Linked DNA regions of Homo sapiens: region 2 is linked to region 1. Evidence: chromatin loops called from intact Hi-C (ENCODE). Cell type or tissue: A673. All regions are shown on one strand. Links, peaks and the distances in the headings refer to the core of each region. The heading gives the core; the rest is flanking DNA.

Evidence for each region. Hi-C counts contacts between places; a loop is a spot of excess contacts. Peaks named below come from ENCODE experiments on the same cell type or tissue, not always from the same donor. Only the 100,000 strongest peaks of a DNase experiment are listed, where the experiment ranks them.
Region 2: a loop joins it to region 1, with 4 times the contacts of the local background. A loop is called at or near these places in 2 of 110 quality-filtered maps.

The regions. Positions count from the first base shown.
Region 1 is chr11:104,236,612-104,243,157 of GRCh38, reverse strand. No RefSeq gene overlaps it. Among named protein-coding and RNA genes, the nearest start is that of PDGFD, 76 kb to the right of the region's middle. In A673, for the core only: no CTCF peak of the experiment used is centred there; a DNase peak (open chromatin) is centred at 4,017; H3K27ac peaks cover 901 bases.
Region 2 is chr11:103,680,029-103,686,574 of GRCh38, reverse strand. No RefSeq gene overlaps it. Among named protein-coding and RNA genes, the nearest start is that of MIR4693, 170 kb to the left of the region's middle. RefSeq lists an enhancer at 3,916-4,634. In A673, for the core only: CTCF peaks have their summits at 3,908 and 4,110 (motif pointing left); a DNase peak (open chromatin) is centred at 4,054.

The DNA of each region.
Region 1 (6,546 bases), core at 2,577-5,076:
TTTTGGATTATATAAGAATAATTGAATTTCAGAAGTGGGTCTTCTTCTATGTGAAGCTTTTATTAACATCAGCAGTAAAATTATGAGTTTTTTTGATAACAAAATTAAATGTGTCATGTATTGCATTTAGAACATAAAATCAACACATTTCCATAAAAAATATTTTAAATCATATTTGATACTTCAAATCGTGCCTGAAAATGTGTACAAGTTAAAAATATGAAGAAATTCTGACATATATGTGACAATCAGCTATCTTATTAATAGTCATGTCCTGTGTATATAACAGAATAACTGTAACTTCATAGCGTCAGGCACATGAAAGGAGGAAATTATTTACTGAAATACCAGGAAATTTGTGAGGCACCAAATAAACCTTTGGAGGTTTGACCCATAATGTTTCTAAAAGTAATATGTCATAAGTAGTAATGGAATTGATTTCCAATTATTGACAAGCCATTTACAAGAGGCAGCAAAATGTACTAATTGAAGGCATGAACGTGGAATCTTGTGTCCACTGTATATATGTGATGATGACTCTGGATGCATGTGGCACACAGCTTATGCCGCTGCAGATGGTAGCTCTGCCTGGTTCCTCATGAGCAAAGTAATGAAGCTCTCTGTCTCGGCTTCCTCTGCAAAATGGAGATAAAAATAACCCCTCTACCATGAGGTTGTAATTAAGAATAAATGACTTAGGTATGTGAGGCACTCAAAACACTACCTGGGACAGAGTAAGCACCGTGTGTTTCTATAAACATAGAAGTGCAGATATCTCTTTAATATAATGATTTTATTTTCTTTGGATATATACTCAGTAATCGTTTTTAATTATGGATTTCTCTAATACTCAAAATGAAAACTCACAAAATGTTAATTTACATATACCTGGAGTTACGCAACTATAATTTCTTTATGACACTTTCGGTATTTATGTGGTGGGGGTGAAAATGATTTGTTTTTCTTCTCTCCCAAGGGTGTAAGATGGAAAGACAGTATTCTTCATCTAGAAATTACACTCCCTTCTTCTTTTGTCTTTGAATGTCCACACCAGGCTCAGCTAGAGGTCAATGTGCTATCCATTGCACCACAAAGCCGTTACCTTTTGTCTTATCAACAGCAACTCTCTGCTTTAGGAAGATATTGTCAGATGAAATGAGTGTTTCAAATAAAATGAGCATGGTTCTTTTCACACCTAAATAACATATTTCCATACTAATCAAGACTACATAAATTCATTGGTCTGAGAATGAAATATGAGATTTGTAGAATTCAAATAAATATTCCTACAAAATGCTAAAAATGTTAATTTATTGAAGGTCATTTTCAAGGCACAGACTTTACTAAAACCAAAAGCTAATAACTTTAGGAATAAAATTATGACATAATATAATTGATGAATTGTTCACTTCTGTTGCTGAACTCAATCAAACATTTTTCTTTCAGATTGTAAGTCAGTAGTCTAATTTTCTCATGGAATATACCTCTTGCAGTCCAAAATCTATTTCCTGAAGGAATGAAGAAAAAGTCATATTAATACTATGAATGTATTATATGTGAAAATGCCTTTATAAGGAAGAGAAAATGTGAAACAGGAGAATACTCACAGAAATGAAAGGAATAGTTGAAGCTGTTTGGGCCCTACATTCCCAACTAACCAATCTCCTCTGATGCATGAATTTTGATATATGAGAGAAACAAGAAAGCCCACTTGGCATTTTACCTTCTGACTGGTACACATGGCATGCCCATTACTCTAAGCCTGCCATCCTTCACTAGCTTAATGATATATTGGCTCTAAGAGTAGAAAGTATATCATTTGAATGTTATAGCTTTGTCTCAGGAGCAAATACAGAGAATACCAAGAACACTTCAGCAGGCATTATTGTTTAAATTTTGGGCAACACATTTAAAAGGGCAAGCGAGATTACATTTAAGAACAATGTTAAGTATGCTCTAAGCAAAAATAAAATTTTCACTATAAATTCTTAAGGTACAAAATAGTCTGTTCATATTTGGGTCTTCTAAAAACTTTTCTAAGGAGAGTTTTTTAAAAAATGAATTCGAAAAAGGCACCACAATATTTACAGTTTTATGAATTTGCCACCGAAAACATCAGGTTTAAGTACCTTCTCAGTTGATTCAATTACAAAACCAAACATTTTTCTGTTTTGCTTTATTTCTAAAGAAACTACAGTACATACTATAAACCTTAATGAAAGGGCAAGAATTGGGAGTCCCCGGCCTCAACTAAAAATGAAGCATCAACAATATAAGCTGTCAACCCAATTTTCTACTGCAATCAGGGAAATGAAGAAAAAGATTCAGTAAATTAAGCTCTCCTAATCAAATTGCTAAAAATGTGTAGGTTTACTGAAACTCAAAGATGTTTGTCTGCCTTTTCAAAACACTAACAATCTAAATGTGGGATGCCAAAGGAATTGTATTAGTCAAGGTTCTCCTGAAAAATAGAACCAATAGGATATATATATATATAGCGTGTTTATGTATATATATACATGTGATATTTTTCCTTCTGTTTCTGGCTTCATATAACATAATGTCCTCCATACATACATATATACATATATATATATACACACACACACACATATATGAGAGAGAGAGAGGGGGAGAGAGAGAGAGAGAGGTTTGGGAGTTGGTTCACATGATTATGAATGATTATAGAGGCTGACAAGTTCTACAACAACAACAACAACAGTGTGAGACTCTACCAAGAAAAAAAAAAGAAAGAAAGAATAAAAGAGAAAGGAGAGAGAGAGAGGGAGATGGAAAATATCATCTGAAAGCTGGAGAACCAGAGAAGCTCATGGTGTAATTCAGTGTGAGTCAATGGCCTGAGAAGCTGAGGTAGGTGAAGGGATGCTGGTGTTAAGTCCGAGTCCAAAGGCCAAAAAACCAGGACCTCCAGAGCCTGAGGAGAGAAGACGGATGCTCCAGTTCAAGGGGAGTAAATTTGGCCTTCTTCCACCTTTTTGTTAGATTTAGGCCCTCAATGTATTGAATGGTGCTCACCCAATGTCATCACCATTGGAAGATGCCAGGTGAAAGTGATCTTTTTTATTCAGTATACTGATTCAAATGCTAATCTCTTCCAGGAATTCCTTCAAAGACGCACCCAGAAATAATGTTTACCACGTGTCTGGCCATCCCTTAGCCCAGTCAAGTTGACGTATAAGATTAACTATCACAAGAATTATACAATTTTTCTTTCTTATTGTTTTAAACATCATCAAAAATGAAAAAGAAATTATGGATAAGTCAAGGCACATTTTGAGTCACGCTAAATGCCTAATGTGTCTATGTTCAAGATCAAAATATTTTGATAAACTTTTCAAAATATAAAGGAGTCTAATAAACTTGGGATAAAATATATTTTATTCACTTTAATCCTTTGTCTTAGAAAAAAACTGCTTTCACAACAGAAAAAATAGATAAATTGAACTATATCAGAAAATGTTTTAATTATGCATCAAAAATTGGGCACACTATCAATAAAGTGAAGAGGCAACCCAGTGAATGGGAGAAAATATTTGTAAATCATATGTCTGCTAAGAGGTTAATATGCAGAATGTTTAAAGAAGTACTGGCGGGGCACGGTGGCTCATGCCTATAATCCTAGCACTTTGGGAGTCCAAGGCGGGCAGATTGCCTGTGCTCAGGAGTTAGAGACCAGCCTAGGCAACACGGTGAAAACCCATGTCTACTAAAATACAAAAGAAATTAGCCGGGCACGGTGGTGTGCGCCTGTAGTCCCAGCTACTCGGGAGGCTGAGGCAGGAGAATTGCTTGAACTCAGGGGGCGGAGGTTGCAGTGAGCCAAGATCACGCCAGTGCACTCTAGCCTGGGCAACAGAGTGAGACTCTGTCAAGAAAGAAAAAAAGAAAGAAATCGAGAGAGAGAGCGGAAGGAAAGAAGGAGGGAGAGAGGGGAGGAGGGAGGAAGGAAGGAAGGAAGGAAGGAAGGAAGGAAGGAAGGAAGGAAGGAAGTCCCACAACTTGATAACAAAGAAAAACCCCAACCACCTAATTAAAAATGGGCAAAGAACTTGAGTAAATATTATTCAAATAAAAAAGATATCAAAGGCCAAAAAGCACATGAAAAGGTGTTCAACATCACTAATCATTAGGAAAATGCAAATCAAAACCATAATGATATACTACTTCATACCCATTAGGATGGCTATTACAAAAAGAAAAAGAAAATACCCAGGTGTGGTAACACGACCTGTAGGCCCAGCTACTCAAGAGGCTAAGACAGGAGAATCACATGAGTTCAAGTCCAGGCTAAGCAATATAGAGAGATCTCATCTCTAAAATATATATATGGAGAGAAAATGATACATGTTGAGAAGAATGGGGAGAAATTAGAACACATGTGCACTGTCAGAAGAATATAAAGTAGTGTAGCCACTATGGAAAACAGTATAGAGTTTCCTCAATAAATTAAAATTCCTTGTTGGGGTTTATACCCAAAAGTGTTGAAAGCAAGGACTCAAACAGACATTTGTGCAACTGATGACAAAGTTAATGTGCACTAGTACTATAGATGCTCAAGAAGTCAAGACTATCAATAATGTTGATAGCAGCATTATTCACAATAGCCAAAAGGTAGAAGCAACTTAAATGTCCATCAACAGATGAACAGATAAATAAGATGCAGGAAATACATACAATGGAATATTATTCAGCCTTTAAAACAAATAAAATTTGGATACATTCTATTCATATAACAACATGGATAAAATTTCAAGACATCATGCTAAGTTAAATAGACCAGTCATGAAAGAACTAAGGCTGTAATATTCCATTTATATGTGGTACCTAGATTAGTCAAATTCATAGAAACAGAAAGTAGAATGGTGATTGCCTGGGACTGGGAAAGAGGGAAATTCAGTTATTCATAGATTTAGAGTTTCAGTTTTCCAAGATAAAAAAGTTCTAGAGACTTTTCATGGTGATGGTTGCACAATAATGTGAATGAAATCAATGCTACTGAACTGTAAATTTAAAAATAGTTAAAATTGTAAGCTTCATGCTTTATATATATAATATAATCACAGTTAAAATATATTCTGCATTCTTGCTTTAGTAATATGGCAGATTTTGTTGTTTGGATTAAATTTTCTTTTTAATCAACAAAAAGTGCTGAATTAAAAAAAATTCATATGAAAAACATCACAGAATTGATCTTACGTACATTTATTCTCTCGGTGAGAGGGTTACACACAGCCCTGCTGTCTTGATGATAGGCAAATTCATGTGACTCTATATGGGCAATAAAAGATGAACAGAAAGATGAGATAGGGATCTCACCTATCCCTCTTTAATAGGAATGCCAGTTTCCATATAGCATTTACTTGTTAAGTCTGCATATCAGAGTAAAGACGACTATAGTTTCACAGTTCCTGGCATATAATGTAAATGAGAAACAAGTTCGTACTGATGTAAAATAGGGATGTTTGTTTTATCTATTATTTTGAGATAAACTAGTAAAAGCTGACTTGATGGCCTCATTTGACACTGGGAGCAGAGTCCAAATGTCAGAGCCTGTTTTCAGTGTGAGATTTCTAATAAAATAACCTCTCCATTTAAATCTTGGACTCCCACAAGATGAACCCTCAATGTGAGGATAAGCCAGAAGCAAACTACCTGCCCCCAACTCCATCTCCTGCAAACCTCACCACTGAGCACAGCAAGACATCAAAAATGAAAATAAACAAATAAATAAAACCTATGTTACCTATCTGGATCCGAAAACCTTTTGGCTTATAAAGGTTCTAAATTGATACTACCTACTAGATGTCTAGCAGAAGCAAAAGCACATTATCTCTGGAGGAATCCACTTTGATTGTAAACCTGAAACAAACCAAAGTTAATATTAAAAGGAAAATGATAAACTCATAGTCAAAGTTAAGTAAACATACAAGAAAGAAGGATGCCATGCTCAACAACTGGAAGAAAGGAGAGACAGCAGAAACAGATTTGAAAGGTTTCAATACTAAAATGCAACAGGATCATATTAAAACAAAAAAGATTACTATGTAAAATATGCAAAAGATAAGCCCCAAAGTATGCACAGAAAATAAAAAATTATATCTTAAAAACTAATATGTATATATGTGTATGTGTGTGTATTCATTTCTGATCAAGATGGAGAAACAGGACTTAGATTTACAACACTGCATGAAATAACTAAAAAATGAAATAAAATATGTGGAATAATTCCACTCAAGACATTGGACATCATGTGAAGAATAATCTCTCTGGGTCAGGAAGCAAATGAGGTGAACCTTATGATAACTAGATTGTCCCCTTTAAGTGTTCAGATGAGTACTGTATATGTAATGAAAGTACCTGAGGTCTGAGACAGAACCATCCAAAAAATATAAATGACATATGCCTGAAAAACACAGAGCTGGATATAATGCTTTCTTCCAACAGAGTAGGAAATCTCATAATTCAGAGAACAGTTGCAATAGTAAAAAATGTCTCACCTCAGTAATAATACTAATAATAAGAATT
Region 2 (6,546 bases), core at 2,679-5,178, 560 kb after region 1:
TTGCTATGCAGGTGTTTTTTTGGCTTCATATGAATTTTAGAATTGTTTTTTCTAGTTCTGTGACTAATTATGGTAGTATTTTGATGGGAATTGTATTGAATTTGTAGATTGACTTTGGCAGTGTGATCATTTTCACAATATTGATTCTACCCATCCATGAGCATGGGATGTGTTTCCATCTGTTTGTGTCATCTATAATTTCTACAGCAGTGTTCTGTAGTTTTCCTTCTAGGGGTCTTTCACCTCTTTGGTTAGGTATAATCCTAAGTATTTTATTATTTTTTTTGCAACTATTGTAAAATGGGTTGGCGTATGGCAGTGCTACTGATTTGTGTACATTGATTTTATATCCTGAAACTTATTGCTGTATTCATTTATCAGTTCTAGGAGCTTTTTGGATAAGTCTTTAGGGTTCTCTAGGTATAAGATAATGTGATCAGCAAAGAGTGACAGTTTGACTTCCTCTTTACCGATTTGGATGCCCTCTTTCTCTTGTGTGATTGCTCTGGCTAGGACTTCCAGTACTATGTTGAACAGAAGTGGTAAAAGTGGGCCTCCTTATATTGTTCCAGTTCTCAGGGGGAATGCTTTCAACTTTTCCCCATTCAGTATAATGTGAGTTTGTCATAGATGGCTTTTATTATCTTAAGGTGTGTCCCTTCTATGTTGATTTTACTGAGGGTTTTACTCATAAAGAGATTTGGATTTTGCCAATTCTTTTTCTGCATCTATTGAGATGATTGTGTGATTTTTGTTTTCAAATCTGTTTATGTGGTGTATCACATTTATTGACTTGCATATGTTAAACCATCCCTGCATGCCTGGCATGAAACCCACTTGATCATGGTGGATTATCTTTTTGAGATGCCGTTGGATTCAGTTAGCTAGTATTTTGTTGAGGATTTTTGCATCTATGCTCATCAGGGATTTTGGTCTGTAGTTTTCTCTTTTGGTTATGTCCTTTCCTAGTTTGGGTATTAGAATGATACTTGCTTCATAACTATCCTCTTTATTCTGCATTTCCTGGGTTTTTTCTCGTTATCATATATTTGTTTCATTATTTCTTAATGATCCAAATTCTCACCCCTGGAATATAAGCTCCTTGAAAGCAGGGACTTGATTTATGCACTGCTGTTTCTTACTACTTAAAACAGCACTTCCCCTATAATGGCATTCAGTAAGTATTTGTTGAACTAATTCCCTGAGAGCCCATGTAAGACAGTGAAAGACTTTCTCTGTCTCTGTGAAATTCCAGATTTTCCCAGAAGGGAAACAGGAATTTCAGAGCATGCAGAGCCCAGAGTACTATCAGAGAAAGTGGAGGAGCTGGCTCTCAGACGTTCTTTCATCCATGTAACCCTCTAATGCTTTAAGAATTGCACTGTTATAGGGTTAACTCCGTGGGGTCATCTCTTTTGGAAAATCTTAGTTAGGGAAGTCAGATGTGTATGATAGCTAAAATAGTTGTTAACTCCTAAATACCTATAACATTACAGGTACTGAATAGGATTTTATACAACAATCCTAAAACATAAGTAATATTATCCCTATCTTATAAATGAACAAATAGACAATGCCAGAAATGGAACTAAATTACTCAAGGTCACAAAGTGAGAAAGAGGCAAATTTAAGGGTTTGGGTTTAGATTCTCTCAAAAGCAGATCCTTAGTTTAGGTTCTCTCAAAAGCAGACCCTGCATCAAAGATTTGAGTACAAGCAGGTTTTTGAGGAGGAGAACCCAGGCAGTACTATGAAGAAGCAGAGAGGAGAGGCTGGGAAGGAAGGAAAGCCAAAGAAGGGGATTTAATGTGTAAGTAACTGGGGCTGCAACCCAGTAGGAACTGCTGAGAAAGTGTGTGGAGCACACCTCAGAACTGTCCCCCACATGGACGAGGAAGCGAGGCAGTTATCCACCAAAAACGACCCTCGTTGGTCAGGAATTCCTTCTGTAGTTTTAACTTTTCCACGCTTCTGACCTGTCCCACTTGTGGACTAAGACACTAGATGTCCATCAAATTCCCTGAAGCAGAAAGACACAGGAAACATTTCAGCCTGAAAGGGAACTGACCAGAGGTGACCTCCAGGATGGACTGAGGGAATGCAGACAGGGCAGCGAACGTGTCTGCCACACATGCAGGTGGTCCGAGAGGAAAATCCACTGCTGTCAGCATGTTATTACACCACTCGTCTAATTATCTCCACTTCAGACCTCAAATTTATGCAGGATTTGTAGACTCACCTATTTCCCACATCCTACAACCCAGCTAGTCTTCTTGATGGGTTATTTTTATGTACATAGTTTTATTCACTCATTGGTTCAGCAAATATTTGTGAAGCCTCTTATTTGTGTCCATTCAAGGGATAGGAACTCAATGATGAATAGAGCAGTTTTGTCCTCGAGAATTCTGCTCGCAGGTTATAGAAGAGACATAAGTAGGCCAACAATTTTGATAAAGTTTGGGGAGACTATGAGATGGAAATGGGTAGAAAGGGAAGCAATGGTAAACATTTGTCACAACCCATTGAATTTCACGTTAAAAATGGTCTTTTGTTGTATGTGAATCATACCTCAATACAGCTGATACGTATATTTTAAAGGTTAGGGATAAAGGAAATAAGCAATTAGGTCTTATCACCGCTATTCTAATGTAACATGTTACAACCCAGGAAACATAGAACACAGTTGCAATTTTGAGGCTAAACAGTGGACACTAAGAAAAAAGTTTCTAAAGCTCTAGTGTATATCTGAGTCACCAGAAAGCCTTGTGAAAACACCAATAGCTGAGCCCTGCCACCAGAATTTGTGATTCAGTAGGTTAGGGGTGAGATCCGAGAATTCACAGTTTTGATGGAGTCTCCAGTGATGCTGATACTCTTGTTCACAGTCCCACACCTCTAGAAATAACATATGACTGTACTAAGGAAATGTGTTCAAATCATAGTATGATATAGACTGAAGAATGCAACATTTTCCCATAAATAATAAGTGAATTGTAAATTTACACTGCAGCCCAAGACTGCTGGGGTGCTGGTCTGTTTCTTAATGTAGGTGGTGGTTATATGGGTGTGTTCACTTTATGAAATTTCAGAGATGTACACTCATGATTTGTACACATTTCAATATGTATCAAAATTGAACAAAAAGTTTAAATAAAAAAGAAAAAAAAAGGAATGTATGGTTCATTTCCATCCCAGTAGCCCCCTTAATGAAGTGCTTTTCGAGACATATGTATGCTTTATTTAGGGCTTCTTTAACCTAATATAAAAAGAAATCAACTTTCATGAACTTTCACTGAAAATATTGAGCCATATATCTTTGCCTCTAACACTATCATAGGATCCTAGAACATGTGACGTTCTCAATGGTTTGCAGATGAAGGAGAAACAGAAAACGAGCTAAAACACATTTGTTTTAGACTCTCAGAGGAGTAGGAGGAGGGAGATTAGTGTTTTCTAATGGAAAAATACAGCCCCAAAGGAGCAGCCACTTGCATCTTGAACATTAAAAAGCAATCACAAACAGTGCTTCATGCAGCCACTGAGCAGTTTCTGGAGAATTGAACTGAATTTCCTCCTCTCACATTTCTTTTAAGAGGTGCTTTGCCATGAGAGTATTTCCAAGAATTGGAGAGTCACAATAGTTACAAATACCACTGGCCTGAAGAATTCTTGGCACTTGAGGAGCTGTAGGGATTTATACATTAGTTGAGCACAGAGTTGGTGTGTGAGGCTGCATGCTACCAAGACAGGAACATCCATCGGGTTTCAATGGCACCTTTAAATCACCCAGCACTGTGGGGCAACAGGCAGGACAACTGTCTGCATTCTGCTTCCTATGCAATTGTTTAGTCATGAGATGGCATGTTCTCTCCTTTTGCATTAAACAGCAGCTCCACTGAGGTTATAATAATCGTAGTGAACGTTTGTACCATGTGGTGCCACTAAAAAGCCTCTTTGCATGTTGTGCCTTCTACTGACCAGAGTTTCTGTGAGCCCAGCTCCTTCCGTGCTTCTTGCTCTGGGTGCACTGCCTGAGATTAGCACTCAGCTTTGTCTGGCAGTGGTAATTAGTGTGATGTGCTGTGATCACCCCCTGGTGTTGAGTCTGTGCAATAACAATAACATCTGACCTTGGTGTCAACTTCAAAGCAAATCGGCAAAAGCTAAAAGGTGGCTTGATCGACCTGGACTGCTGCGCATTAGAGTTTCAAAAGATAACATTACCACATAAATAGCCTGCCAGGGATGGAGGAGGGGTGAAAAGAGGCTCCGAGGTAAGAGGGTTTTTCTATAGGAATGTTCTACAATCATTTCAGCATTACACAGCAACTCTGTTGGTGGAGATTATAATAATCACACTGAACATTTGTATGGTGCAATGCCATTAGAAAGGCTCTTTCCGTGTTACAGTCATTTCCCACGATTTGGTGGTCTAAATATAAAGAACCACCAAATGCTTAGTGCTCAGTACTGTGCTACTCGTGCTGAAAAGGACACATGTGAGCGCATGACGGGTGGTATCTTCCAGGCTGCCTGCTGGAGCATCTGGTGGGGTGGTCACAGTCCTAATGACTGTGTGTGCCTCTCAGGCCTCACTCACGCTGCTGAAAAGATTGATTGAGAGGAATTAATCCCATCTAAAAAATAAACTTGAGGCCATTTACTAAACGTCACTAGGTCATACATCTGTCTATATGTCAAGTTAAAGGTTTGGGTAGAAAATTAGCACCAGGGTCTAGGCCTAGTTTTAACCACCAGTTTCCCCTCACTTGAGTACTGGGAGTTGCCTTAGCTAGGAATGTCTTGGTAATGTCTTCATCCTGGTATTATTCCAGAATCTCTTTGCCATACTGGTTTTAGGTCTTGATTCAAGTTTTTTTTGTCTATTTCTTACATTAATGTGGCTGTTTGCTGAGATTCTTAATACTCAAATTGTAAAGAGTCTCTGGTTGCTTCTAGCCTGAAATAAACAGAGCTGAAAAGGTAATTTCTGTTTTCCACTGTTACTCTTATCATCTCTGTTTCTAATTCCAATTGCGCAAAGACTCACAGCACAGAAAGTACAAAATGTGGAACTCCTAACTAGAACTACCAGATTTTCCCTGAGGGATGGGACCCACCCAGCTGAGAGCATGGACATAGTTGATTGGCTACACCTTCAGAGTCGAGGACCAGACCTGGGGGTTTGGAGAGGTCATCTATCTATTCATTTATACACACACACATGTAAACGTATATACATACACATACCCATGCACACATGATGTACATATGTGTATCACCTCAAGATGCTGTGTGAGGATTACATGGCAATACCTATAAACCACTTAGAATGATATTGGACACATAGTAAACCTGAATAAATGTCAGCTATTATTATTTATTCTTTATATATCAGTTCACATGTCATTTCCTCCTGGAAGCCTCCTCTGATCCTTGGCTAAGTTTAGCTTCCTTTATTGTGTGTTCTTTGAAGACGTCTGCCTTTCTTTTAAAGCATTGATATAATCTGAAACTTAGATCTGTAGTTTCACAGATGTCTCCTCACTCTACATTGCCAGCTCTGTTTTTTCCTATGACTGTATCTCTGGAGCCCAAACTCTGTTAGGTGGCCAGTAAATACTTGTCAGTTATTTTAGCTGAATGAATCTCTGAATCCCACTGAAAGTCTCCTGCTTAGCAGGGAATGAGGAAAGGGAAGGAAAGACATCTCTAACTAGAGGCTGAGAAGAAAACACAGTCTAGACTCAAACACTCTTCCTCTCTGGTTATTTTCAGCTTTCTAATCTGCAGCAGCTAAGCTTAAGAGCTGCTACCTCAGGACTAAAAACTTATAGCAGGGCATGGTGGCATGCACTTGTAGTCCCAGCTGCTTGGGAGGCTGAGCAAAGAGTACTACTTGAGCCCAGGAGTTTGATCAGTGAGCTATGATCGCACCATTGCACTCCAGCCTGGACAGCAGAACAAAACCTTTTCTCTAAAAATAAGTAAATAATAATTTTTAAGTGCCTTGCTTGGGGGTTGTGAGATCATTATTATTCAATTGCTTGGGGTTCAGTACACATGAGCCACAAATGTCCTCCAAAAACCCAGGCTCTGGGGCAGCCTGACCTTGAAGATGTAGGATAAGACTAAAATTGTCCATCCAATGTGTGGGTGTGGTTTTTGGGGTCCCTTTTCACACTCATATCATCTCTTTTAACCATAAGCAATAATTGTCTTCTCTCCAAAGATCAGATCAAGTGCTCAGTTGGTTCTTCCTCCCTGTGTCCCCCAAACCATCCAGGAGCAGGGGCTTGAAAGATTTACAACACTTTACACTACTTCAACAGCTATTTTAGGTGAGTTTTGGCTCTGGACTTTTAATTGCATTCCTTCATTCATACAGAATGGCCCAGCTTAGGTGTGAAAATTGCCTCTAAATGTGATTGGTATTGATGAAATTCCTATTTGGAATAAATAATACATAGACTACACAGGGAAAGGGATGATAGATAAAACAAATTCAGGCTAAAGCATGAAGACTCTCAGTTTCCTCTGAGCTAT